Regions from separate parts of the Homo sapiens genome. Here region 2 is linked to region 1. Evidence: chromatin loops called from intact Hi-C (ENCODE). Cell type or tissue: MCF 10A. All regions are shown on one strand. Links, peaks and the distances in the headings refer to the core of each region. The heading gives the core; the rest is flanking DNA. Region 1 holds the start of PLA2G4A (phospholipase A2 group IVA). Region 2 has its middle 42 kb from the start of PACERR.

Region 1 (16,598 bases), core at 4,226-9,225:
TGGATGAATCACCTACCTTCTTAGAGCCAATGGTTTCCTATTTTTTAGAGTGGAATGGTAACACTGCAGGCTGTGGCCATGCTGCCAGGACCTGATCTCTATAACCCTAGCTTATCCCAGAAGTCACACACAGTTCCAGTATATGTCACCCATATACTAGGAGGACTTCCCTAAGCACTCACATCTGACTCTTTGAGGACTTAGAAGCAGAGGACACATTACAAAATTCTAAAGGTTTTCCTATCACAGGGCTTTAAACATCACTGTGAATAAATGATCAAATAAATGAATCATTTATTGGGTGAATGGGTAATATTTATTAAGCAAATATCATATCCAAAGAGCATACTGTGTGAGAGTTGGTAGAACATTCCAAAATAAATGATCATACAGAACCTAAACCTTGCTACCCATGTTTAATACAAATATCAGAGTGGCTATTAAGGAAAATGGAACTATTTAGAGAGCAAAGTGAAAGGGAGTTTGTCATTTTAGACTGTGATTTAGAGGAAAAGAATCATAAACTCTTTTTAATATCTTAGTGATAAATCACAATATTATCTGACATTACAGTGCTTTCTTTAACTGTAGCAAGTTATAAGCAAAAATGGATAGGCAACTGTTTAGGATATTCATCTTTTGTCTTAAATTCAGTTCTTGGACTATCTTACTGTTTTCTGGGATGTAAAAATATCTCAATAGGTGTATTAGTCAGGGTTTTCTAGGGAATCATAACCAATAGAATATATATATTCATAACCAATAGAATATATATATACACACACATACACATACACACATTCTATCATAACCAATAGAATATATATGTATATATATACACACACACATATAAGAGGAGATTTATTATGGGAATCAAGCAGCAAAGAGCTTTTGAAGCTGCTCAGTCATTGGTTTTATAAATATAAGTATAGGAATAGTGCTATTATCTTAGCCCTAGACAGCCAAATGTTCTATAAAAGTTCTCTACTGACATCTTTCAGAGTTCAGCTACATGGGAGGCACTGGAAATTCACTTAGCAGTAATTCTTCCTACTCAGGATTACCTCAAAGCAAAGGACACAGGCTCTGCCTTTCTCACTGTCGTCAGTACATTTAAATTCCAAGAGCACAAGTATTTTTAAAACCCTGCAAAGTGCCTGCCAGTCAGTTTCTGAGGTGAGTAATTGAGTTCGTGCCCATTCCTACAGAATTACTAAAACTAGACATGCATTTGCTTTACCAAATTTAGAGGACTCTTAGAGAGCAGAAAACGATGTGTGAAATTATTGCCACAAGTAGGTAAAATGAATTAGGACAACTCAGTTTTATCAAAAGGTCCTGAACATGGTTTGTCTGTAGCCAAAATTTTCTAATGTGTGTTGTCATATTTATTGTTGACAGTATGACTATTTGTAATTTGTGATAAAATCTGAGAGTATTCTGATTTAATTTTTACTTCTACATCATCTGCAAAAGGAAAGAGGTATTTTTAAAGTGTAGTAATATAAATCAATAGGTAGTATAGAGAAGTGGATGGTATGGGTAGGGTAGTGAAATGACCTGAATTGTAGGAATGTCTATCTGTTAGTGAAGGCTAGGATGATTTTAAGACTGAAAAGGAGATGCAGGAGTAAAGATTGTATGGTAGTATATGTAAGTAATAGTAAAGCAAGAGTACAAGTTAATATTTTGATAGTAAAATGGACAGGAAAATGCAGATATAAAAATGTGAAGATAGAAACCAGAAGATAAATAAAGGAGTTGGGTGGGTTGAAGGAAGAAAAGGGGCAAGACTCTGACAATTGCTGATGTGGAAGAGAATAGTAGAAGGTTCCTAGCCTGGGTGCTTAGGATAATGGAGGCTTTAATTATCTATTAGTAACTCCACTACCACTGCTCCCTAACAGTCAGAGATTTGGTTGACTTGGGACAAAGCTGAAAATATGGCCAAACAAAACTTGCTATGAGAGAGTGTGATACACTAGAAAAATTGTGGGCTTTGGAGTTGGACCGACTTGATTAAAATCCCAGCCTCACTACAAATTTTATATGCTTACTGAATATCGAGATTCTAAATAAAGAAAATAATGTCTCATTTCATGAATATAATGGTTAGTGATACAACAAATGTAGTACTAACACAAGTACCTGGCCCATTATAGGCTCTATATAAAGAGTAACAGTCAATCTTAGTAGTACTTTATTTGTTATAGTTTTCCTAATGTATTTATTTAAAAAGGAGGGAAAAGTTTAATTAAGCAGTAATAATTTGTTTAATGAGTTCAATTCAAAGTAAGAGAAAAGTATTGCTTCCGTTGTTTAGGTCAAAAGATCTTTGCAAATGTAGGTGTAACTACTAGTAGATATTTAGCTATAAAATATAGGTCTTATTGTTCACAGATACACTCTCCTGAAAAATGTAGTTTCATCATAACATCTGATTTTTAAATTCATGGTAAATACATTTTAATTAGGGTCCATTTCATCCTTACTTCTTGTTAGTTTTATATTGTCAGTAATTTATCAGTGTGTGTGTGGATTGGAGGGTATTAAAAAAATAAAATGTCTATTCTTTAGTAATGATGGAGATGGCAGTGGCAGGTAGAGTGCTATTTAGGTGTCAGGTTTAAGATATCTTTGACCCTGATATCATGGAAAACAAATTCAACAAACATCCATTGAGCTCCCAATGTGTTATAAACTTCAGGTGAAAAGAGGGTTTATTAACATGAGAAAGACTTGCCTTGTGCCCTGATGGAATATAAAATATTTTTTTTCTTGTATAGCCAAGTATAATACATGATCAGTGCTCTAATGAGCATTCTCATACAAGTAGAATAATGAATTCTGCTGGACAGGGAAAAGGGTAGGGAAATTTTCCAGACAAGATAGTACTTGAGCTAAGCCTTGCAGGTTGAGTAGGATTATTCTAGTGGAATTTAGGGAAACGATGTGCAAGGAGAATAGTCTCTTAGTTTGAATGAAAGGTAGAGGTCAATTAGTGGGATGCCAGAAAACTTGACAAGGTGAGAAAATCATTTTCTGTGACTTGCTATTTTACTAACCTGATTGATTTTGTTAATACCTAAAAAGAGAAATGATTCATGTTAATTATATTCACAGATACAAATAAGTAGCAAAAATATCAACTTATTATTTTACTATAAATACAGTTGGACCAGAAGACTCAAGCATAGCCTGTGGAATAGAAGGATACATTATTATAAGTAAATTAGTTGATTGGTAGCCATTTTCTGATTTTACCTGCAATCTGGATTAGATTCCCTATTCAACTCTCTCTTAGTACCCTATGCTGGCTAATCATCTTCATTTTCTATCCAGATTTAATTCTCATATACTACCTCATTACCCTGCTCAAGTTTATCAGAAACAAAGCAGTTTCATATAGTTAGAGCAGAAGATAGGTGAATTGGAAATAGTAAAAAAGATAACAGAAAACAACTCCACATAAAGAAAGAAAAATCATTCAAAAGAAGACATTTATGCAGCCAACAGACACATGAAAAAATGCTCATCATCACTGGTCATCAGAGAAATGCAAATCAAAACCACAATGAGATACCATCTCACACCAGTTAGAATGGCGATCATTAAAAAGTCAGGAAACAACAGATGCTGGAGAGGATGTGGAGAAATAGGAACATTTTTACAGTGTTGGTGGGAATGTAAACTAGTTCAACCATTGTGGAAGACAGTGTGGCAATTCCTCAAGGACCTAGAACTAGAAATACCATTTGATTCAGCCATCCCATTACTGGGTATATACCCAAAGGATTATAAATTGTGCTACTATAAAGGCACATGCACATGTATGTTTATTGTGGCACTATTCACAATAGCAAAAACTTGGAACCAACCCAAATGTCCATCAATGATAGACTGGATTAAGAAAATGTGACACATATACCCCACGGAATACTATGCAGCCATAAAAATGATGAGTTCATGTCCTTTGCAGGGACATGGATGAACCTGGAAACCATCATTCTGAACAAACTATCACAAGCACAGAAAACCAAACACCCCATGTTCTCACTCATAGGTGGTAATTGAACAATGAGAACACTTGGACACAGGGCGGGGAACATCACACACGGGGGCCTGTCGTGGGATGAGGGGCAGGGGGAGGGATAGCATCAGGAGAAATACCTAATGTAAATGACGAGTTAATGGGTGCAGTAAACCAGCATGGCACATGTATACCTATGTAACAAACCTGCACGTTGTGCACATGTACCCTAGAACTTAAAGTAAAATTAAAAAAAAGAAAGAAAGAAAAATCAATCATACAAACATCAGGGTTCCCCCTCCCAACCCCCTGGGGTTTTTGAGCCATGGCTTTTGACAAGTAGGTGTTCTTTGTTAGTTAATTTGGCCAGTTTTGGGGTTGTTCCTTTTGATTACTTATCTAGTTCTTAGCTTATTATTCTCTTTCTAAAATTTTAAAGATGTGGAAAATTACTAGCAAACTGCATGAAACTTATTAGCTGGAAATAGTGCAAATGGTAGAATTGGATTCAAAGAAGCTGCTATGATATTTCTCAGTTTCAGATGGGTCCCAGATGACTAATCTTTGTTGATGGACAAACCAAGTGGAGAGGGGTCTTCAGACATAATTGATCCTATAGACTGAAGCACGCTATGGAAGTCAGGGCCTATCTTACCTAAGGTGGAAGCAGAGGTTTTTGAAGTCAGTAGGTCAATGCTGAAAATATTTTTGGAGGAAATTGGGCAAAGTGAAGACGGCAAATCTGAACTTGTACTATCCACCTAGGGGTCTATGTGAACAGTGAGATCACAAGTAGTGAGCCAAAATAGATGAGATAAGGAGGCCATAGAACCACAAAATGGGTAAATGGGATTTGGTCTGCACTGATTCCAGAGAGGAAAAGACATACCTGCAGCAGCCTTTATTCATTATAAAGGTGGAGATAAATCAGCTTCATTTAGTAAGGCGGGAAAGAGACAAACTTCTCCCCGTATATATTAACCCTAACCATGACATATAATGACATTTTCTTTAAAAGCGTTTAAATAAATTTTTTATCTTTAATGCATGACACACTATTGGATATCATCTGGAAATATTGAGAGCTATAACTTTTTGTTATCAAAAAAGCACTAGAGCACTTTTTTTGTGCTCTATAAGCAAGCACTGTGAAGCTGCTTTTCCAGGGAGTCTTTTTTATCAGAGTCTTAGAACGAACATGCCCTGCAGTATAGATTCTTTCTTTCACCAGTTGTGTCTGGGGGAAAGAGATGAAAACTACCAGTGTGCTCTCTGCTCCTCTAATTAACATACACCTCCTTTCTAGAAATTCAGGGATTTCTTTGGAAAGAGAAATTTTTTTTTTTTTTTTTTTTTTTTTTTTTTTTTTTTTTTTTTTTTTTTTTTGAGACGGAGTCTCGCTCTGTGGCCCAGGCGGGAGTGCAATGGCGCAATCTTGGCTCACTGCAAGCTCTGCCTCCCGGGTTCACGCCATTCTCCTGCCTCAGCCTCCCAAGTAGCTGGGACTACAGGCGCCCGCCACCACACCCGGCTAATTTTTTGTATTTTTAGTAGAGACGGGGGTTTCACCGTGTTAGCCAGGATAGTCTCGATCTCCTGACCTCGTGATCCGCCCGCCTTGGCCTCCCAAAGTGCTGGGATTACAGGCGTGAGCCACCGTGCCCAGCCCGAAAAATGTTTATTATAAATCTATCCTTCCTAAAAAAGACATTACTGGCTTTTTTTTTTTTCAAAGAGAGATTTATAATATGCCAGGTTGAATTTAGGGGAAAAAAATAAAAACAAATAAGAGTTGAATGTTGGGCTACAGAAAGCAGATATTCCAGAAGATTTAGTGAAATTATATTCTTTGAAAATATTGTAAGAGAGTTAGGAGAGTGAGTTCAGTATTTAATTAAAGGCAAAAACAAGATCCTGTGTTTGAAAAACAAGATATACTAAATGAACATGTCAATCTTTAAAGACATGAATTGATTCTCATGGAATTTGGGTACATTTAAACAATGCACCTTCTTCATTACAGTGCTATAAGGTATTTGGATTTACACTGCAAATTTGGAATTCAACCTGATTTCATTTTCTTCCCTAAATCTCAACATATATATTACATTATTTGGTATGCCTTTAATCTTAAATTTACAAAGAAATTATTATCAACACAGGTGTTCTGAGTCTGGAGTGGAAATATTTAAACAGATTTGATTTTTAAAGTGGTCTGATACTCATTTTTTAAAAATGTACATTTTTATATTTGGGGTTTGTTATAAACTTTGCCTTTTTAAATAATGCAAAAATGCTCTAGGTTATTCACTGTCTTTTCAATTTTGTTCTCCTTTGGAAAAAAGGAGGAAGTAGTTACTACTTAAGGACAAGTAGCAATTTCAGACGCGCGCACGCACACACACACACACACACACACACATCACACACACAGAAATCCACAACAGCACTCATGGAATTTAGGACTGATTAATTTACATATTATTTAAGCATATTTTCTGACTTCAAACTCCTGGTTCTAATAACTAAGCATTTACATTTACAATATTAGCTTCTATGAGAAGAGAGCGTTCTCCCTCTTCCCCTTTAATTCCACCTTAAAACATCTGCAAAAGCGCAAGGAGACCAGCCCACATTTTAGCCCCTCCTACTCAGGATAAGACTTTCTCTAAGTCCGGAGCTGAAAAAGGATCCTGACTGAAAGCTAGAGGCATTGAGGAGCCTGAAGATTCTCAGGTAACTCTGGGAACTGTAAGCAATATATTTATTCTTCCTCTGCTCCACTTCTCTCTCCCACCCTCCTTAGCTTTTACTTGGTAGTTTACTTGGAAGGAAGAAAGGACGGAGGGGAAACCTCGCTGCTTTAAAAAGTCAGCATGTCCTCTGCCTTTTGAAGTGAAACACAGATTAGGGACCTCAATTTTCTTCAAACCCACGCAGATTTGCCTTCCTGGATCTAAATGCACTGTGGAGTCAAAGATTAAGGTGTTTCTTTGGGTTGGAATCCCAGAAAGTTAGCATTCAAAACGGCGGTGAGGTGGCGCTTATTAGCGTTCCACGTGATGACACCCAATGGTTACTGATCCCCAAACTTGAGCAGCAGCATGCTGTGCTGTTTGACAGCCCTAGCGATCTTTAGCGAGAGACTTTGTTGACTCACTTAACTTTTAATTTCTAAAAATTGGTCATTTTTGTTACTTATGGGACGCTTTCCTGGCTAGTCAATATTTTGCAGAATTATGCGAAAGAAAGAGGATTATTGAAAAATTAACTGTAAACGGACTGGTGTTCTGATGATCCACCCTTCCCCTAAGTTACTTGGCTTGCCAAGAGAAAAAAAAAATCTCAAAACTAGATACTAGAAAAGATTTGATCAAATTACATAGTTAAATTTTGAGTGTGGATATTTCAGTAATTTTGTTTCCAAAAAAAACAGAAAAAAAAGGTATTTGATTTTAAAGTATCAGTGGATGAATGTATCTGTCTCCTACAATTTATAATCATTTTAGTCTTAAAAATAAATTCACCTCCAAAACCAGAACAAGAAATACTCCTCATATGGGTTGATGATGTCAGCATTTATTCAGCTAAGGCAGATGGAGAGTATTAGAGGCGTACTGTCTGAATGGGTGTCAATTCTAAAGTTATATTTGCCAATATAATTTGAGTTCAAAGAAGATTTGTATTTTTGTTTCTCTTTGTTGTTTAAATTTAGAATTGTGGCTCAAGGGATATTTGTAGAGGACTGTAGTGAAACAAGCTCTGTTAAGAATTTTAAAGTTACATTCTACAGGTTCCTACACCTTGCCAATCAAGTTAGAGGTTGGGATAAGAAACAGGTATTTACTTCTTTCATTAGCTCCGGAAGAGTTAAATTTTAAATTAAGCAATAATTGTGAAATGCATAGAGAAGTGTTTAATGTGCATTTGCTCAAAGGAGTTTTACAAACTTCCCTTAGGGGAAGCATATTTTTTGAGATAAGACATTGCATCTTTTTAACATATTTTTAAAAAGTAAGTTATTCTGGCTGGGCGCAGTGGCTCATGCCCGTAATACCAGCACTTTGGGAGGCCGAGGCGGGTGGATCACTTGAGGGCAGGAGTTCGAGACCAGCCTGGCCAACGTGGTGAAACCCCATCTCTACTAAAAATAGAAAAACTAGCCGGACGTGGTGGCAGGTGCCTGTAATCCCAGCTACTTGGGAGGCTGAGGCATGAGAATCGCTTGAACCCAGGAGGTGGAGGTTGCAGTGAGCCAAGATCGCGCCATTGCACTCCTGCCTGAGCGAAAACAGCGAAGCTCTGTCTCAAAAAAAAAAAAAAAAAAAAAAAAGTAAGTTATTCTGAAGTGTTTTGCATTTTTGCATTTACATTTAATTAGGAAAAGAAAAATTATTAAATAGATTTTTAGCAACTGAAAATGTTCATTCCATAGAGGTTATTTGGCTTATGTTTTTAACCCATTATCTTTTCTAGTGCTGGTACTTAGAAAGCAGTCATAAAATCGAATCATCTACATATTAAAATTATGTTCCAGGAATAAAAAAGAGGAAGACAGAATTAGTTGTGGTTCCCATTCATCTTGTTTGCTTTTATTTACCATCAGTTTTTTCCTCCTTCTTGCTCCAGATTGTATAGCTTGCTTGCTTGCTTGCTTGCTTTCTTTCTTTCTTTCTTTCTTTCTTTCTTTCTTTCTTTCTTTCTTTCTTTCTTTCTTTCTTTTTCTTTCTTTCTTACTTTTTCTTTCTTTTCTTTTTCTTTCTTTTGTTTTTGTTCCATCAAAGACACTTTTATAATCTTGTGACAGGTATGGACCCCTCCCTAGAATAATGCACATTATGCCATTCCAACACACACAAATTTAAAAACACCTTTAAGAAGTTCACAAATCCCCAAAGACAATTCATATTACATGAAAATGCAGTATTTCTTAAAACTTTGGAGTTTTCTGATAATATAAAATGATTAATTATAAAATCATTTTACTTATAAGTAAGGAACTAACAGTGGATATTGTAGCACCCACATAGTCATTTATTCATTGGTATTCTAGAACTCCAAGCAACTTGGTATAATGGAAAAAACTGCTTGCCTGAAACCAGGTGACCTAGGTTCTAGACTCAACCCCAATAATAATTAACTGTACAATATTACGCTTGACATTTTTCTGTAACATCTGTTGCTTTTATTGCCGAATGCAGTAAGTGAAACATAATAAGAAAATCAGATGCAAGTTATTTTTTATTGGATTGTGGGGTGTCTATATTTACTACTTTTATTCCAAAATTCCTAATGACATTTCCCAGAATGATTAGTTTTTATAACACTATTGTTTATTATAAAGATAAATCACACTCACTGCTTAAAATTTCATTAAATATAGAAAATTGCAAGGAAGAAAAAGAAAATATTACCTATTATTTCCCCCAAGGTACTTTTAAAATGTAATTCAATCATTAATTCAATCAACAAATATCTATTGAGTACCCAGTATGCATCAGCAAAGAGACAGACAAGAAGTTCATGTATATACATGTTTATATGTCTAGATATGTTTCTATACATACATGTAGTTTTACAAAATTGTGATCACACTGTTCATGCTGTTTTGTAACATGCTTCTCCCTCATTCATGAGATGCATTGTTAAAACATGTTTTTTTTAATAATCATGCATTACTTTGTATTCACATATTTAACAAATATTATTAAGTCCCTACTGTGTGTAATGCAAGTAATGGCAATCTATCCATGAGCAAAAGAGTATGGTTCTTACTATATGAAATTTTTCATCTGTATATAGGCTGTACTGGCCAATTATATCTTGTTGGATATTTAGATAGATTAGTTTTCCACTATTATAAATAATTGTTGGATATTTAGATTTATAATAGTTTTCCACTATTATAAATAATATTTCATCTAGGACCTTTTTTATATATGTTAGTATACATTTTTGTTTATTTCCTTATGGTAGATTCTTAAAGTTTATTTTCTAGGTTCTAAAAAAAATTTTATTACTTACAAGTTGTGAGATGATAATCCAATTACTTTATCTCCTTAAAATGTTGTCTTCTCAATTGTAAAATAGAAATAATAATAGTTGGGTATTTTGAGGATTCTTTAAAATATTTAGCGAAATCTCATGGAATGCTAGTGATTATTTTTGACATTTTGCTCTTGAGGAATATGGTATTCATTTATGAGCAATATAAAAGAGTAGAGTTTTCTATGTCAATACTGGGTGCCATCATCAAACAGAGCAAATGACAACAAATCCAACAACTTGGATAATTGATATACGAAAATAGTATCTTGTTTAAATTTACATTTCTTTGTTGAACAAAGTTGAGCAATTTTCATAGTGGCCACTTATATGTCTATGTTTGTGAATTGTCTCTTTCAATGTGATTTAAAAAATTTTTCTCTTTCAATTTCAAATATGATAGATATTAACGGATATAACTTACATAATCATAGCACTTTTGGGGTCCTCAGTAATTTTGAAGAATATTAAGAGTCTTAACAATATAGATGAAATTTTGAACTGGAAGTAGAAATTCTATAAACAATGTTTTTCTCATTTTTGGAGGGTTATTTTTAGTGTTTCCTGAAACCTTTCCCTTAAAAATGGGTGAGAATACATAGAAAAATGAGAGCAAATTATTTTTTATTCTCATAGACTAATAGTTTACAAATGATGGGAAACCTGGAGGGTTCAGAGATGATGGCCAAAACCCAGCACCAGAGACATCCTGGCCTGAATCATGTAAAGAAGATATTGTTAGGACTAAGGGTGGCGTGATGACTGTTCAAGTTTTGTAAGGCTGGGTGCAGTGGCTTACACCTGTAATCCCAACACTTTGGCAGGCTTGAGCCCAAGAGTTTGAGACCAGCCTGGTCAACATAGTGAGATTAATTAAAATCTTATTAAAAATTTTGAAAAAATCAGCTGGATATGGTGGCATGCACCTGTAATCCAGCAATTTGGGAGGCTGAGGCAGGGGGATCATTTGAACACAGGAGTTTGAGGCTGCAGTGAGCTTTGACCACACACCGCACTCATGCCTGGGTGATAGAGCAAGATTTTGTTTCTTATTAAAAAGAAAAGTTTTGTGAGGAAAATAATATTATTGGTTGTGAACAACCAATTTAGAGAAAATGAATTTCAGTTCTGGCCAACTCTTTGTCTTCTACCCCTTGACTATTAGGGCAATAAATAGTTGGGGGAACCAAAAGGTTGGTTCTGGAGTTCTTTCCAAAGAAGACAGTAAATAGAGCAGAGGTTATTCTGGTCCTCTGATACCATTACCTGCCTGTTAATAAAGGATGCATTACATGTATTTGCTACTTTTGCTATGTGATTCTAAGTTTTTTGATTCTTTTTGTGATTCTTAGTGCAAATCTTACAACACACCTTGAAAATACAGTTTACCTTTCCTTATACAAAAAATGAAATAAGCATAAACAACTCAATGCTCACCATAAGCAGATTTGTAAAGCTACCCTACCAGTCTAATCACTTATTAAATGAATTCAAATGAGCTTAGAGAAACTCAGCAGACACCTGACGCTGAAAGTTATCAGTGTCAGAGTTTAGCCATCACTCTCCATTAAAGATAATAGACCAAATTGGCTCTCATTTTTCTTCCCACTCCTTTTTTGGCACATGCAGTTGTGAATCAACTGCTTCCTTTTCCCCAATCTTCCTCTTCATTTGCTTGACTTCTGGAGTCTTCAGGAAAAAAATCGGTATTTTAGGTAACAGTGTGCTTTGAATTAGTAAACAAATGTCATTAATATGTATTCTTCTACAGTACAGAAAACTCATGTATTTATGATACTCAGCTTATACTTGCTTAGGTTTTTGTTTTGTTATTTAATTTACAAGCTGTTTTCTCACTATCTAGTTTGAAAAAAAAATCAGAGGCCCAGTATTTTTTTATTTTCACAGGCTTTGTGGTTGATAAAGGGATTGGTTATGAACTTTGTTTATTTCCACAAAACTGTGTAAGTTAGCAGTACAGGTATGACTATCCACATTTTACAGATGTGAAAAAGAGCTATTGAAAAGTCAAACGTTTTTTTCTTTTTTTTAATGTCTGCCTTATGATTCCATTTTGATGTATTTAAATGTTTAAATATATTGGTTTATATTTTTAGTTTTAATGTGTATTCTTTGAGGTTGTCACACTCTTTCTATTGGAGTTAACATCAGAAAAATTACTGGAGAAGGCCCAGGAAGTCCACTCTCCTGGTGCGTGTTTCCATAATAACTCAATCGTTCTGCCCTTATAACTTGATTACTGATTGACGTAATAGGGGAGGTTGTGCAATTTTGGAACTACATAGTACTTTGTACAGTAGTATGTATACTACTTTAAGAAAATAAAATATATTACATTTTATCTAAAAATACAAAATAAACACATTTCATGAGTTATGTAAAAAGTGCTGATTTTGCCAAATGTTTTGCTTTCAGGTTGGTCGTAGAGAATTTTCTTAGAATTTTCTAAGTATAACCTACAGAACCTATGGCTCTTTCTGGCTCTTATTAAACCTGGCAGTTGGCATAAAGCATTTGTATCAAAATGGTTACTCTGACCTTGGATTTATCATTTGGACAAAATAATTATTATTTTACCTTTCCAAATAATTCAGTAGCTTATGATAAAGCAGATACTCCTTCTCAGGGGTAAAACCCAACATTAGTTATACGCTTGACTTAGTATACATACTATGATGTGGTAATAAATAATGCATACTAGGTCAGGTTTTACTGCTGGATACAACTGTGCCACTAGAAACATTAGGTCAGCACATGGCTTCTGAATTTCAGTCAGTAAATTGACACACTTCTTATTTGCCCCATACTTTTATGCCCACAGTTTTGACAGGATAAGCAAGTTAAATGCAGTACACAGGCAGTAAACTGGGATGTTCACCCCTTATGGAAAAAAGTATTTTTGCAGAATTCTTGGATCTATAAGAAGAGACAGTGTCTGCCTAGGATAGTCTCGAGGCAGATAAATGGTGTTTTAAGTTTTGAAACAAAAAGGCAATTCATTTTGTGGACTTTTTAAAACATATATTTGATGCAATATTATGAAAGTATTGAAAAAAGTAATTTGGAGCAATTATGTAAGAATTTATTGAAAAGCAATCAGGGAAAAGTGTCTAAAGATGCACACAGTTATGGGATCATTCTGTATAGACTGCTGCGTCTATCATTATGATTTCTTAATATCCATTAGCCACTGTTGTGTCTACCACAAACCTCAAACAGGTTATCAACTTTCTTTTCATTCAACTGCCATGAAGAAGAGGTGGATGAATTTTAAATTTGCTGACGTCATGAACTTAGATCTCAAAGAGAGAACACTAGGAAATTTCTGTAGTTCACTTTCAATGATCAATGGTAATACATGTTCAGATAATAACTTTAAAATACTGTTATATCCCTGGTTCTTAGAAGACAATGCCACTAACCCATTTTAGAAAGATTTGTCACAGCAGCGATTCTAATTTAAAAGAGGCTTCTTGGTAAATTAAAGATTTAATTGCAAATCTGTTGGATGCTTACTTATAATCTATTACTTGGTACTTAATTTTTGAGCTGGTGACAACCAGAGATTTACATTTTATATATATAAAGCTTCACAATATTTACATGCATTTTTTCCCTCTCACCTTTATTACTTTCTGTAATGATGCCTTTGTTGTCAATGAAAAGCAATAAAAGAAAGAATCAAATTTGTGACACTCATTCACTGTTTGCAGAAATTGTTACAATCTGTTTAAAATATGTTTTAGGTTGACAAATTTGATTTGGTTGATCAATATATTATGTATTAATAAGTATTAATAAGCTATTTATATGAATTAATACCCCAGTATTAATATATAGCCTATGCATTAATATAATTAATAATCAATATGAATTAATTCAGGTAAATCATTAGTTATTCAATACACCATATATTACATATAATATACCTTAATAATAATATTGATTGTTATTATATATTAATATGTACATAAGATATTAATCAACCAAGCCAATTGTCAATCTAAGATGTAATTTAAACAGATAACAAGAATCTTCAAGCACTTTTTATCATCACAATGAAAAGGATGCTCTCATATAAATTTTAAGTTTCTGTGAAAAAATAATTTCTATATACCATTTTATTAATACATATAGTATACTTAGAAAAGTAGTAGGAGTAGGAAAATGCAATTTTTTAATACTTAGAAAAAGAACAGGTATTGTATGAAGCTATTTAGATAATATCTACTCTTCTTTTTCACTTACCAATTTTGCCTCCTATGTCAAGAAATGCAGATGTTAATGTCAATCAGGAATTGTTGGTCACTGAGCAGTATGCATTTATTCCTTCGCTAATTCAGTCAGTTTTAATTAATAACAGCTACATGCTAGGTACTGTGCTACATTTAGGGCATACCTGGGTGAATAAAGCAGGTATAGTTCATTCCGTCTTAGTGGAGACAGATAATAAGTATACAAACAAACAGATAATAAATTATAAAAGAAAGCAAATGGGCTTCAATGATAGAGAATAACATGCAAAGGCGGAGAATGGGAAGGGCTCTCTGAGGCATAGAATTGAAGCACAGATGTGACGGATAAAAAGCCATCTACGGGAGGCGGTAAGTAGAGTGAGAATGGCAAGGCTCACGCTAGAGTTCCAGGCAGAGAGTGGCATTCGTTAATGAGCCTGCAAAGAAGCAACTAAGAAACTAGATGGAAAACCAGGTATTAGGGTGATGTTGTGGGAGCAAAGGAGGGAAAGTGGTTCTAGAGGAAAGAGGTTGAATAAGATGACGACGGAAAAGTGATTACTACATTTGGAAATTTGGAGATCATGAATGATCTTGATTAGTGCAGGTTCAATGGAGTGGTGGGAGTAGACAGAAGAAGGAAGAAGGAATTTACAAATGGGATGGGAGGAATGCGTGATGAGGATAGCTGGCTCCTGGATACAGGGTAAGCAAATAACCCTTCAGAGAAGTCTGTCAGTGAAACACAGCAACCAAATGGAGACATAGCAGGGAAAAGGAATATGGAGTCGACAGACAGACTGTAACAAGTTTGCCAATTAGATTATCCAGTTGAAAGTAAAATTTGGGCCAGGCTCAGTGGCTCACTCCTGTAATCACAGCACTTTGGGAGGCCGAGGCAGGCGGATCACGAGGTCAGGAGATCAAGACCATCCTGGCTCACACGGTGAAACCCCATCTGTACTAAAAAAAAAAAAATACAAAAAATTAGCCGGGCGTGGTGGCGGGCGCCTGTAGTCCCAGCTACTTGGAAGGCTGAGGCAGGAGAATGGCGTGAACCCAGGAGGCGGAGCTTGCAGTGAGCCGAGATCGCGCCACTGCACTCCAGCCTGGGCGACAGAGAGAGACTCCGTCTCAAAAAAAAAAAAAAAAGAAAAAGAAAAGAAAAAAAGAAAATAAAGGAAAGTAAAATTTGATGATTCAGGAAAGAGAGACGTGACCATCAAAAATAAAGTCCTTGAGGAGAGGGATTTTGCATCCAGAGAGCCATGGTGGTGCCAGGTCTGTAACAGTAGGAGGAACATTGCCTCCTTTGTGGCAGGGAGAAGGGGAACCCAAGTGCACCTGCAGGGAAATACGCAGATTTGATGGTGGGAAGATGAGAAACTTCCCTCTGGTGCTTTCTGCTTTCTCAGTGAAGGAAGATGAGGTCGCCTGCTAAGAGTGGGAGTTGGGGTGGGGTGAGAAACTTGAGTGAGAGAAGGGAATAAAGTGACTTTTTCCGGTGGGAATACAAGTCCACCAAAGAAATTTAGAAAGATGTCTTGTAGTGTAGAGAACCTCTGTGGGTTTTGAGAATATGGACTTAAATTAAAACTAGCCTTCCAGGGTATGTTGTTTTTCTGCAACATGTTTAAATGCTAAGAGCAAAGAAGCTAGATGGTTTCTCTAGAGTGGGAGTTTTTAAAGACAGAAAGAAAAATTGTTTTTAAAGACAGAAAGAAAAATCCATAAAATGGATAACCAGTGCACTAAGCAAAACAAAATAAAAAACAACCCAAACCAAAACCAAATCTAAACAAAAATTCATAAAAATGAATGAGTCTGTAGAACAGAGTTCCTTTATCTAAGGTAATTAGTGACTACTAGGAAGTAGTCCAAAATTGGCTGATTTCCAGCTCTAGTAGGTGGGAATTTAGCCTTTGTTCTTTCCCAACTCTTGGATTCATTACCTAGCCAGTTGCTAGGCCTCTTTGTACACTTCAGTGAAGCCCAGTTACCTGTTCCAGGAGCCATCATTCTGGAACCTTTTTTTTCTTCATGTTCTAGTTGGTAGACTTGTTGCTGTTGTCCTTTGAAGTTCTGAATGATTAACTGTTTGCCTCCCTGCTTTTATTGGACTCCTAGCTAAGTACTTGTTTCTGAGTTGTAGCATACTCCTTGGTCTTTGTGCTCCCTAAGATAAGGGTTTATAGACTTCGAATCATTAGAATTCCACAATGTAAAGATGTGTAAAACATTTTGTGATAATAATAGACCATCCAAAA
Region 2 (16,598 bases), core at 6,326-11,325, 110 kb before region 1:
CATATAATGGAGTAAAACAATACAACAGGTTTGGCCACGTTTTTAGACCTCATGATACTTAACCTCTGGGCAGCACAAGTTGAGATCGATCTTTTCCTCTTTTAAACTACCTTTTCCCTTCACTTTTTGACATAACCCTCCATGGCTTTTCTCTTTCTTCTCTGAGCATTTGTTACCACTCATCTTTTTATGTTCATCCTCCTCTGTCCTATATTGTACTGCCTCCAAATGTGATCTTAGCCCCTCTTTTCTCACTTTTTGTGCTCTTCCCCTAGACTCAATTATCAGCAGATCGCTCAAATACCCATATCTCTACTTAGACTTCTCCTCTGAGCTCCAAACTTGAATATCTAAAGGCCTATGTTTTCACCTGGATGTTTCAATGACACCTCAAACTTGGCATATCCAAAATGGAACTCATGATCTGAGCCCTCTCTGCCCTCTCCCTATTCACCTCACCAAATCTGCCTGTCTTTGTTCCCCCTTTTCAGCAAATTATAGCACAATTCTTCTTTCGTGATTTTACTTCCTAAATATCTTTTGCATTTGTGTAATTTTTTCCTACCACCACTACCCTGGCTCAAACCATAATCTACTCTCACATATGCCTTCTGGTCTCCTTCCTATCTATTACCCAAAGCAGCCAAAATGATCTTTTCCTTTTTCTTTTTTTCTTTTTTGTTTTTTGAGATAGAGTCTAGCTCTGTGGCCCAGGCTGGAGTGCAGTGGCACCATCTCGGCTCACTGCAAACTCTGCCTCCCAGGTTCAAGAGATTCTCTTGCCTCAGCCTCCCAAGTAGCTGGGATTACAGGTGTCTGACACCACGCCCAGCTAATTTTTATATTTTTTTTAGTAGAGACGGGGTTTCATTGTGTTGGCCAGGCTGGTCTTGAACTCCTGACCTCGTGATCTGCCTGCCTCGGCCTCCCAAAGTGCTGGGGTTACAAGTGTGAGCCACTGTGTCTGGTAGATCTTTTTCAAATAAAATAAAATAAAATAAAATAAAAATTTGACAAGTCATTCTCTGGCTTGCAATCCTTCCACATCTGCAGATGCTCTTAGGATAAAGAAAAAAATTCTTCCTAAGCCTACTAGGCTTGCATCGTGTGTTCTCATTTAATTTCCACCTCAGCTTTCTTTCTCTGTTAGTCTTCTAGTTAGTACTTTTAGTTCTTAGAATGGGGCATTTACACAGACTCCTCTCTTTGCCTGCATATTAGTCCTAACTAACTAATAACTCTTTACCTAATGAAGTTTGTTCATTGTTCAGAACTCATAGTGCACTTTATCAGAAAAATCTTCCAGTTATGACTTCTTATGTCACTCTATGTGTTTTCTTAATGGTTCCTAAGATGGTTGCATTTTTACACTTACTTATGGGATTACTTGAGTAACATCAATCTCTCTAACTAGAATGAAAGCTTCGTAAGGAGGACCCTGATAATTTTATTCACTGTTTTATTCTTAACACAATGTGTATACTCCATATAATGATTGAATGAATAATTGAATGAATGAAAATGACCATGAGTTCTACTCATGTAGATATTAGACTATCATACTGAAGCCTAATATTACAAATATGTCATCATAACAGTTAAACTTTCTACAAAATAATGGATATTCTGAAAACATGAATTATATGTAAATTTACAACTACGTATTTTTAGTTATTGTGTGGATGAGCTTTCTTTGCACATAAAATATGATTTCATTGAAAGGGAGTTAAATTATAGAATCTCCTACTTGAAGATGACATCCATAGTAAGTACTATTAGGAGAGATGATTCATTGTAGTCAAATGATCTATATTCAGAAGTCCAGTCTTGAGAAATAAGTAAACAACCATGGTCTTTGAAAAGAAAATCTAACTATTTACACAATGCTGTGTATTTCCATTCTATTCATCTCATGTGGCATTAATCAGAATCAACAATTTTATGGTTCAGAAGTACGTCATTGCCATAATCACATTAACTTTGAAGCCAGCTTCAATGACAACATATGTCATAGTTGCAGCAAACATGAATATGCAGAAACATAAAGTGTGCAGTGAAAAGATTTAGGGAGATTTATGTTCTAATTCTGGCTCCATCATTTTTAATTTCTTCAAGTGTCAGTCTTGTTTTCTTTAACTTGGGAAAAATAATTTCTATCTTGTAGTGTCGTGTTATTAAGTTGTAATCAAGTGCTTGGCCTGGTTTCTTTCTTATAGACCCAGTTTAGAGAAACCAGCATTTTCAAAGCTCCACAGGCGGTTCTGCTGATTCACCAAACGTTTTCTCCTCTGCTGGGGCATTTCACTCCTTTTATAACTCCCATTAATGAGTGTCCCTGAGGAGCCAGGTATTTTACTTTTATTACTCACAATAATTTTGTAAAGTTTTTGTGGTACACGGAAGTTAAATAATTTGTCTAAGTTCCCAGAGTGAGTCAGTTCAGGAGAGAGGGAAAGAATCAAGTGTTGATAGACCTCAAAGCTCATTTTCTTTACTATTCTATGTAGCAACATCACCCCAATAATTGAAAAACTTATTTTTGGCAACTTGCTCAAGTTTTGTACCACATGTAGTTTCTAGGATAATATCTAAGAACCTGTCTGATCCTGGCAGTAGAGAACATGGGGCTTTCTTTATGGATAAGTAGCACCAGATTCTGGGTGAAAGACCAGGAATGAGCCTCACTCTTGACACTAGCTTTGCAGCTTTGGGCAAATCTATGAATTTGTCTGAGTCTTAGCTCACTCAGTTGAAAAACATAGATAACACATGATTTTACAGGAATGCTCTCATGAGGTTTATAGTGATAATGAGAGACTGTAATATGAAATGCTACATCTACATAAGTTGATATTATATGGCTCTGTAAATCATGGAAATCTATATATGGCTACCTCTCATTCATTTCATTTGGTAAATAAGGAGTAAAGCATTACCGTTAAGGTAAATTATAAATACAAAGTAATATGGCTCCTGATTTATGTTTTCATTTATTCAGGCATTATTCTAGTACAATAAAAGAAACGTGTGTGTGTGTGTGCACACGCTTTAATTAGCTGTCAGGCAGTTTTAACATTCTCTCACCAGTAAGCATTTCCTAGGGCTTTAGAAATAGGCTGGTTAAATAAGTCTTTAAGTATACTTTTACTAACCATCATGTGTCATTCTTTTTAGACAACTAAATACAAACTAAGATATTAGGATGTCCAGAGGTCTTCCTTAAACTTAAAATTTCGGTTGTGTGCTAAAATAATGAGACATAGATGCATACTTTCTGGAAACATTAATTGCCCCTGAGATAGAGAGAAACCACATCCTTCCTAGATAAGGAATGGGGAAGGAAGTGAGCTGGGAAGGAGTGGATACTAGACATTTTGCGTTAGCCAGTAACAAAATTTAATACTAAATTTATGAGGAATTGAGGGAGGGGAATTCTTGATTAAAATTGCCAGCTTTCTTGACTTGTTAGATTAAAATACCAGAGTTTAGCAATCACAGATGGTTTAGATTTTTCAGAAGCTTCTTAAAGGTTTGAGGAGAGAGATCACCTGGTCATTTTAGGCTGTATTTAATATTTAAAGTGTATAGTCTTGTCTCTATGTTAAATTAGTATTGCATTTTTAAAAATTGATGGATATAAGCAACAGAGAGAATCAAAGTTTTGAGTTCTCTATAAAAAAGTTGTTTTTCCGATCAGTTGCTACCATCCCCAAGAATCCAGATGCTTTATGGGAAAATTTAGAGCTGTTGAAATTTTTTGAGAAATTTCCTTTAAGTTCTCAATCTACTTACAAAGTCTAGAGGACAGAACTGATTAGAGGCAGGGAATCATTTGAACCTGGGAGGCTGAGGTTGCAGTGAGCCAAGACCGGGCCATTGCATTCCAGCCTGGGTGAGAAAAGTGAAACTCCGTCTCAAAAAACAAAAAAGAAAGAGAAAAAAGAGAAAAATATTTGAAATATGATTTTTAAGATTTATCTAACTCAGCTGATAGGCACCAAATTTCCTATGACTTAGTTTGTCCTCCCTTGAGAACTCAATGCAATAAACCAGCTGGAATTCCCCAGCCCCCGACCACAGCTCAACGGCCTGAATCTGGTTATTTTAATAAAATTTTTATCTAAAGATAAAATTATATGTAAAAATATAGTTTTATATCAGAAATGATGACAGAGAAGAGACTGGTAAAGGAATGAAGGAAAATATCTTACATATACTGAAATGCTGATTGTTAAAGGATATAATATTGAATAGTAAAGCTGAATAAGGACATTTTCCCTGTTGTGACTTAAGTTTACATTAAAAGATTATGGGGCCGGGCATGGTGGCTCACACCTGTAATCCCAGCACTTTGGGAGGCCGAGGCAGGTGGGTCATGAGGTCAGGAGTTCGAGACCAGCCTGGCCAATGTGGTGAAACTCCATCTCTACTAAAAATACAAAAAAATTAGCCAGGCATGGTGGCACATGCCTGTAATACCAGCTACTCGAGAAGCTGAGACAGGAGAATCGCTTAAACCCGGGAGGTGGAGGTTGCAGTGAACCGAGATCACACCACTGCACTCCAGCCTGGATGACACAGCGAGACTCCATTTCAAAAAAAAAAAAAAAAAGATTATGATTGACTATAAAACATTTAGACTCTTATTAGACTTTCATTAGCTTCACTATGCAATATTTATCAAATGCTCACCACTCTAGATCCTAACTTCTTAGACTATTCAATGTCTAAGAAAATACATCTTCCTTGCAATTTCTTACATGATATTAATAAAATTAATTTAAACAAGCATTTCCATTGTGTCTGAGGATTAGCGTGAGTTTTATTGTGGTATATGTCAACTATGGGGTAGGGAGACACTGTGCTTCTCCTAGAAGCACTGATATAAAATTCAATTTTTAGACATGGTATGGTGTCCAAAGTGTAATGCATCAAAACACAGCTTTTTCAGGAAAACAGCAACACATTTTTGAAACACTCTAGCCCAGGTTTTTATGGATGGGGAGTGGATAGTAAGGGAGAACTCAAAGGAATGCTATGTTTGAAAACCCTGGCTGCCTAGCGATTTATTGAATAATCAGAAAGCAAAAAATAAGTCTTTAATTCAACAAGTGGGCAATCTCTCAGCGTCCCAATACTCTGAGGAGAGAAGTGATATAGTGATATAGTTCAGTGATATAGTTTGAATATATGTCCCCACCAAATCTCATGTTGAATTTTAATCCCCAATGTTGGAGGTGAGGCATGGTGGGAAGTGTTTGGGTCATGGGGCCAGATCCTTCATGTCATGGAGCTGTCCTCCTGATAGTGAGTTTTCGGGAGATCTCATGGTTCATATGTGTGTGGCACCTCCCCCACCTCTTGCTCTCTCTCTTGCCTCGGAAGACACTGGCTCCCACTTTGCCTTCTGCTGTGAGTAAAAGCTCCCTGAGGTCTCCCAGAAGCCAAGCAGTTGCTGGCACCATGCATGTACAGCCTACAGTACCATGAGCCAATTATACCTCTCTTCTTTATAAATTACCCAGTCTCAGGTATTTATCCATGTTTAGTTAAAAAAAACTTGGGGGACAAGGTTAGGAGTAGATTACATTTAGAATGGATTAGTGCCAAATACAACCATATGTTGTAATTGTTTAACATTTTCCTGGCTTTAAATCTTGGCTCCACCAGGTCACGAGTTGGTCACTTTGGACAAGTAGCTTCTCCTTTTTTAGCCTTAGTTTACTCATTTAAATTCTTCACCATAATCTTATGAAATAATTAACTGTCAATTTATAATTCCTTTTTATTTTTGTTTTTGCAAAATGAGCCTTCTTATAAAGTAATGTTTTTAGTATTAAATGTGATGATGCATGAAAAATACCTGATGCATAATAGGAAGTCCAAGGATGGAAATACATGTTCTTTGTTCTCAAATACTATTTGACTTAGTCGGTTTGGTACTGAGGAGTAAAGAATGGGAGGAAGTAGCATGTTCCATATTCTGAAGCCAGAATCTTTAAGACCAGTGTAGGTAAATGCGTGAAATAGAAACTTCAAGAGACACTCCGAAGCAAAAAGTTTTGCTCTGGTGAAATGTTATAGTAATTTGTATATCATCTCTTTAAGCTCCAATTTCCATACAACCCTGATTCTTGCCTTCATTTGTACTCATGTTTGTTTTATTTTCCCATAGCTATGGTCTAAATGTTTATGTTCCCCTGCTCCAAATTCATAAGTTGAAATCAGATTTCCAATGTGATAGTATTTGGAGTTGGGGTCTTTGGCAGGTGATTAGGTCATGAGGCAGAGCCCTCATGATTGGGATTAATGCCCTTATTAAAGAAGCTCAAGAGATCCCCTTGACCTTCCACCATGTGAAGGAATAGCAAGAAGGTGTCATCTAAACCATTACAAAACCACAGCGTGTCAGATACTCTTCTAAGTGTTGGGGCTATATAAATGTAATGGTGGATTTGAAGTAGTTTCAGAACTTCTGGAACAGGATGAATGACCCTTAGTGAAAAGTTGCAAATTCAGGGCAGGAGTTTTGGGTGGGGTAGGGATTGGAGTTGCAGGAAACAGATTTGAGCATACAAAAGTGAGAGCAGCTTTGGCTAACATATATGTGAGAGCAGATTCACTAAGGGACACAGGCAAAATCAAGCCTCTGAGCCATTTGTGTCTTACTCAAAATTCAAATGATAGCAAAAGATTAATATCCACAATATATAACAATTCCTAAATATAACCAAGATCGATAACTCAATAAACATACAGGCAAAATAAATAGACATTTCACAAAAGAAATACAAATGGCCCATATATACGTGAAAGAAAATGCTCTAACTCTTTAGTTATCAGGTATATGCAAATTACAAACCCAATGCCATACCATTTTACAGTCATCAGATTGTCAAAAAGTCAATGCCTTGAGAGCAAAAATGTAGAACTAATCTGTTTGGAATTATAGAATCTGAGTCTGTAATTTGATTTCAATAAAAGCCACTAAAATATTGAAATAAATAATTTTGAAAACATACTGTTTGAAATAAACAGTTTTGAAAACATGCTGTTCTTACATGCTATTCACTACACTTTTTGCCACTAGAGCAAGATCTATTTCTGTTTTGTTTTGTTTTATGTTTGTTTTCGCTGTTTTATCCTTAGCCTTTGGTACAATCCGTACACATAGTGAGTGCTCAATAAATCTTCATTGAATGTGTAATTCACAAATATTAGCTTCAAATGAAAGAAGCTCAACTTTACACATTTTGAATGGTAATGTGGTACCTCTGCGAAGAGGTTTTTCAACTAATCTGTATTTTTCCTTTCTTATTTGAACATAGGGAGAACATGGAAAGTGGAAAATTCCAAATCTTAGGAAATGGATTTTTAAAAAAATCATTTGATTAATAAAATTGCATGCTTTTAATAATCTCAGTCAAAAATTTATTGTTATACCGACATGTTCTAGAAGTTCTTAATAACAGTTTATGGATTAAGACAAACTTTAATAACAGATTGTGGAAAGCAAATGGTTTCAATGTAGTTCTGTGTAATTGCCCACATATGATGTTTTGATTTTTTCATTCTGGTATAGTACATGCAGCAGTGAATTGTATCTCACTTACATGCCCCTGTCACAAATTTCTGTGTAACTTCATTTACTTAACTTCTCTGGATCTTTGTTTTCTCAAACACAAGATGATGTTGGGCTGGTGGAAAAAAACTTGTCTATTGTATACTTATTGTATAAAATGAATTTAGTTGAGTTTTTTTTTGAGGCCCTTAAGACAGTATTGCAATAATTAAAGGTGTTTCTAATAATAATTTAGACAGAATTCTATCATTAAAGCACCCCATCCCTTCTAAGCATCAGTCCTCTGAGTTTCTATTCATTTTAAATCACCTTTTTGGGCCCCTGAGGAAAATTTGGGCCATTTAGGCCTCCAGGCATTTGTAAGTGTTGCCTCTCCTCTTACGTTAAAAAATTCTGCAATAAACGTTTTATTGAAGTCAAAATGTAAATTTCCAGTTTATTCATTGGTCTATGATACATCTCTGATAGTTTTATTTGACATTATCCAACTTTCTTTCCTGCTGCCCCCACCTAACCCAAATTTATGTGTCCTTTAAAATTTGACTCATATGTCACATTCTGCTAGAATACTTATCCCATTTTGCTTTCTGCTCTTATTTCTCCACTGACATTCTTTCATGTGACTTTATTTTTGTGACCTGACCTGTCAGCAATCATTGAATTGAAAACTTCATAAGGGCAGATGTCATACCTTGTTCACTGTTCAATTCCCATATCAAATGCATTCTGACACATAATGAGCACTCAACAACGTTGAACGGTTAAATTAATGAAAGAAACAGGCAAACTGAGTCTTTGTTGTTTAAAGAGACTTTTCTTTGGTACTCTTCTCTTTCCAAATACTGACCGAATGTGCCCTTTATTTCTTCTAGGCCCTATAATTTGTACCTATTGGAAAGAGAACTATGCTAAAATTAAAAGGTAAAATTTATGTTCCAGCCCAAGGTATTTATGGAATGAATGAATGAATGAAACAACCAGCCAAACCTTTCTCTAAATGCTATGACACTTTTTAATTTCTTATGTCATCTGTTCGTGTTTTATTACTGAATTACAAGCAAATGATGTTGGATGAACGTGGTCTATTCTGAATACAATGTGGATTGTGAATTTGTTTTGGTAGCTAACTAGTGTTAATGAGCACTCCAACCTCTAGGGGGAGCTCATGGAAACATAACCCTCTTCTAGGTCTGGGCTTTTTTTTTTTTTCTGAGAAAAAAATGTTTAATTGATAGCATGGAAGTAAAACATTGTGTGATTAAACTGGCAACAACAACAAAGGTGAAGTACAAAATGAAGTGAATTGTAAGTGTAAGAAGTGTAGCAAGGGTACAAAATTAGACATTTGGGAAAGGGAAATATCAAATTCCCAAATTTTTCCATTTAATTTAGCATCTGGTTGAAGTCGTTGTAGCTAAATGTTTAAATATGGTTAGCACATTTCAAGACAGGAAAAGGAACAGCTTGATTGGAATGGGACATATCCCAAAGGCTGAAAATCATCTAGTAACAGGCTGGAGTTTGGGTTATAGCTTTATTACTAACCAAAATATTAATTCTAGTTGGAAGTTTAAACTCCAATAAGACACAAGCCTGAATCTACTATGGTTGCTTCTGGCCCTAAATTCTTGTTCTAGTCATCATTTTTGGTTTAAGAGAGTGACTGTCATTGTCATGTTAAGGTGAAAAAGAACATTCGAGTATATTGCGGTGTAGCAAGAAGAGCATATAAAACCACTATTCTAACATCATTTTAACTACTACCTTGCCAGATGAACTTTGGGAAGTCTGCCTGATTTTTCTGAGCTCCTCTTTTTTTTTTTTTTTTTTAAATAAAATGAAAGTAATGTTCCCACTTTCCTGCTTAATTCAAAAAATCATTATGGTATAAAATGAGCTAATGGAATGTGAACACCCCAACTATAAGCTGTTCAATAAATGAAAGGTATTAATCTTTTCCAGGCCAACCACACTTTTAACAAAACATGGAGAGACTTCCCTGATGGAGCGGTACAAACTGAAGATTCATTGTGTACTAATTAATGGGCTGGCTAAAAGAGTGAGAGTTCCAGTTTATATGATTATTTCCTTTTTAAAAATTTTTTTTATTGTACTTTAAGTTCTGGGATACGTGTGCAGAACATACAGGTTTGTTACACAGGTATACACATGCCATGGTGGTTCGCTGCACCCATCAACCCGTCATCTACATTAGGTATGTCTCCTAATGCTATCCCTCCCCTATTTCCCCACCCTCCAACAGGCCCTGGTGTGTGAAGTTCCCCTCTCTGTGTCCATGTGTTCTCATTTTTCAGCTCCCACTTATGAGTGAGAACATGCGGTGTTTGGTTTTCTGTTCCTGTGTTAGTTTGCTGAGAATAATGGTTTCCAGTTTCATCCACGTCCCTGCAAAGGACATGAACCCATCCTTTTTATGGCTGCATAGTATTCCACGGTATATATGTCCCACATTTTCTTTATCCAGTCTATCATTGATGGGCATTTGGGTTGGTTCCAAGTCTTTGCTATTGTGAACAGTGCTGCAATAAACATACGTGTGCATGTGTCTTTATAGTAGAGTGATTTATAATCCTTTGTGTTTATTCTCAGTAATGGCATAATGTCAAATGGTATTTCTGGTTCTAGATCTTTGAGGAATTGCCACACCGTCTTTCACAATGCTAGAACTAATTTACACACCAATAGTGTAAAGGGGTTCCTATTTCTCCACATCCTCTCCAGCATCTCTTGTTTCCTGACTTTTTAATGATCGCCATTCTAACTGGCGTGAGATGGTATCTCATTGTGGTTTTGATTTGCATTTCTCTAATGACCAGTGATGATGAGCTTTTTTTTCATGTTTGTTGGCTGCATAAATGTCTTCTTTTGAGAAGTGTCTGTTCATATCCTTTGCCCACTTTTTAATGGGCTTTTTTTTGTTTTTCTCTTGTAAATTTGTTTAAGTTCCTTGTAGATTCTGGATATTATCCCTTTGTCAGATGCATAGATGGCAAAAATTTTCTCCCATTCTGTAGGTTGCCTGTTCACTCTGATGATAGTTTCTTTTGCTGTTCAGAAGTACTTTAGTTTAATTAGATCCCATTTGTCAATTTTGGCTTTTGTTGCCATTGCTTTTGGTGTTTTAGTCATGAAGTCTTTGTCCATGCCTATGTCCTGAATGGTATTGCCTAGGTTTTCTCCTAGGGTTTTTATGGTTTTAAGTCTTATATTTAAGTTTTTAATCCATCTTGAGTTAATTTTTGTATAAGGTGCAAGGAAGGGGTCCAGTTTCAGTTTTCTGCATATGGTTAGCCAGTTTTCCCAGCACCATTTATTAAATAGAGAATCCTTTCCCCATTGCTTGTTTTTGTCAGGATTGTCAAAGATCAGATGGTTGTAGATGTGCGGTATTATTTCTGAGGCTTCTGTTCTGTTCCATTGGTCTATATCTCTGTTTTGGTACCAGTACCATGCTGTTTTGGTTACTGTAGCCTTGTAGTATAGTTTGAAGTCAGGTAGCATAATGCCTCCAGCTTTGTTCTTTTTGCTTAGGATTGTCTTGGCTGTGCGGGTTCTTTTTTGGTTCCATATGAAATTTAAAGTAGTTTTTTTCTAATTCTGTGAAGAAAGTCAATGGTAGCTTAATGGAAAGTCAATGGATAGCATTGATTCTATAAATTACTTTGGGCAGTATGGCCATTTTTCACAGTATTTATTCTTCCTATCCATGAGCATGGAATGTTTTTCCGTTTGTTTGTGTCCTCTCTTATTTCCTTGAGCAGTGGTTTGTATTTCTCCTTGAAGAAGTCCTTCACATCCCTTGTAAGTTGTATTCCTAGGTATTTCATTCTCTTTGTGGCAGTTGTGAATGGGAGTTCACTCATGATTTGGCTCTCTATTATTGGTGTATAGGAATGCTTGTGATTTTTGCACATTGATTTTTCATCCTGAGATTTTACTGAAGTTGCTTATCAGCTTAAGGAGATTTTGGGCTGAGATGATGGGGTTTTCTAAATATACAATTATGTCATTTGCAAACAGAGACAATTTGACTTCCTCTTATCCTATTTGAATAACTTTTATTTCTTTTTCTTGACTGATTGCCCTGGCCAGAACTTCCAATACTATGTTGCATAGGAGTGGTGAGAGAGGGCATCCTTGTCTTGTGCCGGTTTTCAAGGGGAATGCTTCCAGTTTTTGCCTATTCAGCATGATATTGGCTGTGTGTTTGTCATAAATAGCTCTTATTATTTTGAGATACATTCCATCAATACCTAGTTTATTGGGAGTTTTTAGCATGAATGGGTGTTGAATTTTGTCATAGGCCTTTTCTGCATCTATTGAGATAATCATGTGGTTTTTCTTATTGGTTCTTTTTCTGTGATGGATTATGTTTATTGATTTGCATATGTTGAACCAGTCTTGCATCCCAGGGATGAAGCTGAGTTGATTGTGTTGGATAAGCTTTTTGATGTGCTGCTGGATTTTGTTTGCCAGTATTTTATTGAGGATTTTCGCACTGATGTTCATCAGAGATATTCACCTGAAATTTCTTTTTCTGTTGTGTCTCTGCCAGGTTTTGGTATCAGGATGATGCTGGCCTCATAAAATGAGTTAGGGAGGATTCCCTCTTTTCTGTTGTTTGGAATAGTTTCAGAAGGAATGTTAACAGCTCCTCTTTGTACCTCTGGTAGAATTCAGCTGTGAATCTCTCTGGCCTTGGCCTTTTTTGGCTGGTAGGCTATTAATTACTGCCTAAATTACAGAACTTGTTTTTTGTCTATTCAGGGATTCGACTTCTTCCTGGTTTAGACTTGGGAGGCTGTATATGTCCTGGAATTTAATGATTTCTTCTAGATTTTATAGTTTATTTGCATAGAGGTGTTTATAGTATTCTCTGATGGTAGTTTGTATTTCTGTGGGATCAGTGGTGATATCCCCTTTATCATTTTTCATTGTGTCTATTTGATTCTTCTCTCTTTTCTTCTTTATTAGTCTGATTAGCTGTCTATCTATTTTGTTGATCTTTTCAAGAAAAAAAAACATCTCCTGGATTCACTGATTTTTTTTCAAGGGTTTTTCATGTCTCTATCTCCTTCAGTTCTGCTCTGATCTTTCTTGATTATTTCTTGTCTTCTGCTAGCTTTTGAATTTGTTTGCTGTTGATTCTCTAGTTCTTTTAATTGTGATGTTAGGGTGTTGATTTTAGATCTTTCCCGCTTTCTCTTGTGGGCATTTAGTGCTATAAATTTCCCTCTAAACACTGCTTTAGCTGTGTCCCAGAGATTCTGGTATGTCGTGTCTTTGTTCTCATTGTTTCAAAGAACTTGTTTATTTCTGCCTTAATTTTGTTATTTACCCAGTAGTCATTCAGGAGCAGGTTGTTCAGTTTCCATATAGTTTTGTGGTTTTGAGTGAGTTTCTTATTCCTAAGTTCTAATTTGATTGCACTGTGGTCTGAGAGACTGTTTGTTATGATTTCCATTCTTTTGCATTTTCTGAGGAGTGTTTTACTTTCAATTATGTGGTAAATTTAAGAATAAGTGCAATGGGGTGCTGAGAAGAATGTATATTCTATTGATTTGGGGTGGAGAGTTCTGTAGATGTCTATTAGGTCTGCTTGGTCCAGAGCTGAGTTCAAGTCCTGAATATCCTTGTTAATTTTCTATCTTGTTGATCTGCCTAATATTGACAGTGGGGTGTTAAAGTCTCCCATTATTATTGTGTGGGAGTCTAAGTCTCTTTGTAGGTCTCTAAGAATTTGCTGTATGAATCTCAGTGCTCGTGTATTGGGTACATGTATATTTCAAAGAGTTAGCTCTTCTTGTTGCATTTATCCTTTTACTATTATGTAATCCCCTTATTTGTCTCTTTTGATCTTTGTTGGTTTAAAGTCTGTTTCATCAGAGACTAGGATTGCAACCCCTACTTTATTTTTGCTTTCCATCTGCTTACTAAATATTCCTCCATACCTTTATTTTGAGCCTATGTGTGTCTTTGCACATGAGATGGGTCTCCTGAATACAGCACACAGATGGGTCTTGACTCTTTATCCAATTTGCCAGTCTGTGTCTTTTTTTTTTGTTTTACCTTTTTCCAGCTTTATTGAGGTAAAATTGACAAATAAAAATTAAATATATTTAAGGTATACAACATGATGTCTCAACATATGTATACATTGTGAAATAATTACCACAATCAAGTTAATTAACATATCCATCACCTCACATAGTTATCTTTGTATGTCTGTGTGTGTGTATGTGGTCAGAAAACGTAAAATCTCCTCTTAGCATATTTCAAGTATATGATACGTTATTACAAAATATAGTCTTCATCCATTGCATTAGTTCCCTAGAAGCTATTCATCTTATAACTGAAAGTTTGTACCATCTGACCAACATCTTTCCATTTCCCCCTCCCCTTTGACCCCTGCTAACCACCTTTCTGTTCTTTGTTTCCATGAGTGGGACTATTTTAGATTTCACATAGAAGTGAGAATGAGATCAGTCTGTGTCTTTTAATTGGGGCACTTAGCCCATTTACATTTAAGGTTAATAATTTTAAGTGTGAACTCGATCCTGTCATTATGATGCTTGCTGGTTATTTTGGCTGTTATTTGATGCAGTTTCTTCATAGCATCAATGGTCTTTACAGCTTGGTATGTTTTTGCAGTTGCTGGTACCAGTTGTTCCTTTCTATCTTTAGTGCTTCCTTCCGGAGCTCTTGTAAGGCAGGCCTGGTGGTGACAAAAATCTCTCAGTATTTGCTTGTCTGTAAAGGATTTTTTTTCTTCTTTGGTTATAAAACTTAGTTTGGCTGGATATGAGATTCTGGGTTGAAAATTATTTTCTTTAAGAATGTTAGGCCAGGCATGGTGGCTCACACCTGTAATCCCAGCACTTTGGGAGGCTGAGGTGGGCGGACCCCGAGGTCAGGAGTTTGAGACCAGCCTGGCTAACATGGCGAAACCCTGTCTCTACTAAAAATACAAAAAATTAGCTGGGCATGGTGGTGGGCACCTGTAGTCCCAGCTACTCAGGAGGCTGAGGCAGGAGAATGGTGTGAGCCTGGGAGGCAGAGCTTGCAGTGAGCTGAGATCAGGCCACTGCACTTCAGGCTGGGTGACAGAGTGAGACTCTGTCTCAAAAAAAAAAAAAGAAGAATGTCGAATATTGGCCCCCACTCTCTTCTGGCTTATAGGGTTTCTGCAGAGAGATCCGCTGCTAGTCTGATGGGCTTCCCTTTGTGGGTAACCCAACCTTTCTCTCTGGCTTCCCTTAACATTTTTTCCTTCATTTCAATCTTGGTGAATCTGACTATTATGAGTCTTGGGGTTGCTATTCTCTAAGGGTATCTTTATAGTGTTCTCCATATTTTCTGAACTTGAATGTTGACTTGTCTTGCTAGTTTGGAGAAGTTCTCCTTGATAATATCCTGAAGAGCATTTTCCAACTTGGTTCCATTCTCCCCATCACTTTCAGGTACACCAATAAAACATAGGTTTGGTCTTTTCACATTGTCCCATATTTCTTGGAGACTTTGTGCATTCCTTTTCATTCTCTTTTCCCTAATGTTGTCTTCATGCTTTATTTCATTAAGTTCATCTTCAAGCTCTGATATCATTTCTTCTGCTTGATCGATTTGGCTATTGATACTTGTGTATGCTTCATGAAGTTCTCGTGCTGTGTTTTTCAGCTCCATCAGGTCATTTATGTTCTTCTTTAAACTGGTTATTGTAGTTAGCAATTCCTCTAACGTTTTTTCAAGGCTCTTAGCTTCCTTGCACTGGCTTAGAACACGCTCCTTTAGCTCGGAGGAGTTTGTTATTACCCACCTTCTGAAGCCTACTTCCGTCAGATTGTCAAACTCATTCTCTGTCCAGTTTTGTTCCTTGCTGGCGAGGAGTTGTGATCCTTTGGAGGAGAAGAGGCATTCTGGTTTTTGCAATTTTTAGCCTTTTTGGACTTGTTTCTCCCCATCTTCGTGGATTTATCTACCTTTGATCTTTGATGTTGGTGACCTCTGGATGGGGTTTTGGTGTGGATGTCCTTTTTGTTGATGTTGATGCTCTTCCTTTCTGTTTGTTAGTTTTCAGGTCCCTCTGCTGTAGGTCTACTGGCGTTTGTTGGAGGTTCACTCCAGACCCTGTTTGCCTGGGTATTACCAGCGGAGGCTGCAGAACAGCAAAGATTGCTGCCTGTTCCTTCCTCTGGAAGGTTTGTTCCTGAGGGGCACCTGCCAGGTGCCAGCCGGAGCTCTCCTGTATGAGGTGTCTGTCGACCCCTGCTGGGAGGTGTCCCCCAGTCAGGAGGCACGGGGATCAGGGGCTCACTTGAGGAGGTAGTCTGTCCCTTAGCAGAGCTTGAATGCTGTGCTGGGAGATCCACTGTTCTCTTCAGAGCTGGCAGCCAGGAACATTTAAGTCTGCTGAAGCTGTGCCCACAGCCATCCCTTCCCCCAGGTGCTCTGTCCCAGGGAGATGGGAGTTTTATCTATAAGCTCCTGACTGGGGCTGCTGCCTTTCTTTCAGAAATGCCCTGCCCAGAGAGGAGGAATCTAGAGAGGCAGTCTGGCTACAGCAGCTTTGCCAAGGTGCGGTGGGCTCCGCCCAGTTCGAACTTCCAGGCGGCGGCTTTGTTTACGCTGTGGGGGGAAAACTGCCTAATCAAGCCTCAGTAATGGTGGATGCCCCCTTCCCCCACCAAGCTGGAGTGTCCCAGGTTGACTTCAGACTGCTGTGCTGGCAGCGAGAATTTCAAACCAGTGGATCTTAGCTTGCTGGGCTCCGTGTGTTTGGGATCCACTGAGCTAGACCACTCGGCTCCCTGGCTTCAGCCCCGTTTCCAGGGGAGTGAACAGTTCTGTCTTGCTGGCATTCCAGGTGCCAATGGGATATGAAAAGAAACTCCTGGTCTGCAGGTTGAGAAGACCATGGGAAAATCATTGTATCTGGGTGGGAATGCACCATTCCTCATGGCACAGTCCCTCATGGCTTCCCTTGGCTAGGAGAGGGAGT

The links. Hi-C counts contacts between places; a loop is a spot of excess contacts. Peaks named below come from ENCODE experiments on the same cell type or tissue, not always from the same donor. Only the 100,000 strongest peaks of a DNase experiment are listed, where the experiment ranks them.
Region 2: it touches region 1 in a loop (2.5-fold over the local background); 1 of 110 quality-filtered maps calls a loop at or near these places.

Annotation. Positions count from the first base shown.
Region 1 is chr1:186,822,270-186,838,867 of GRCh38, forward strand. PLA2G4A (phospholipase A2 group IVA) reads left to right here and starts at 6,680. Exons shown (of 18, transcript NM_024420.3): 1 at 6,680-6,766. In MCF 10A, for the core only: no CTCF peak of the experiment used is centred there; DNase peaks (open chromatin) are centred at 6,672 and 7,102.
Region 2 is chr1:186,714,171-186,730,768 of GRCh38, forward strand. No RefSeq gene overlaps it. Among named protein-coding and RNA genes, the nearest start is that of PACERR, 42 kb to the left of the region's middle. In MCF 10A, for the core only: a CTCF peak has its summit at 8,731 (motif pointing right); a DNase peak (open chromatin) is centred at 8,741.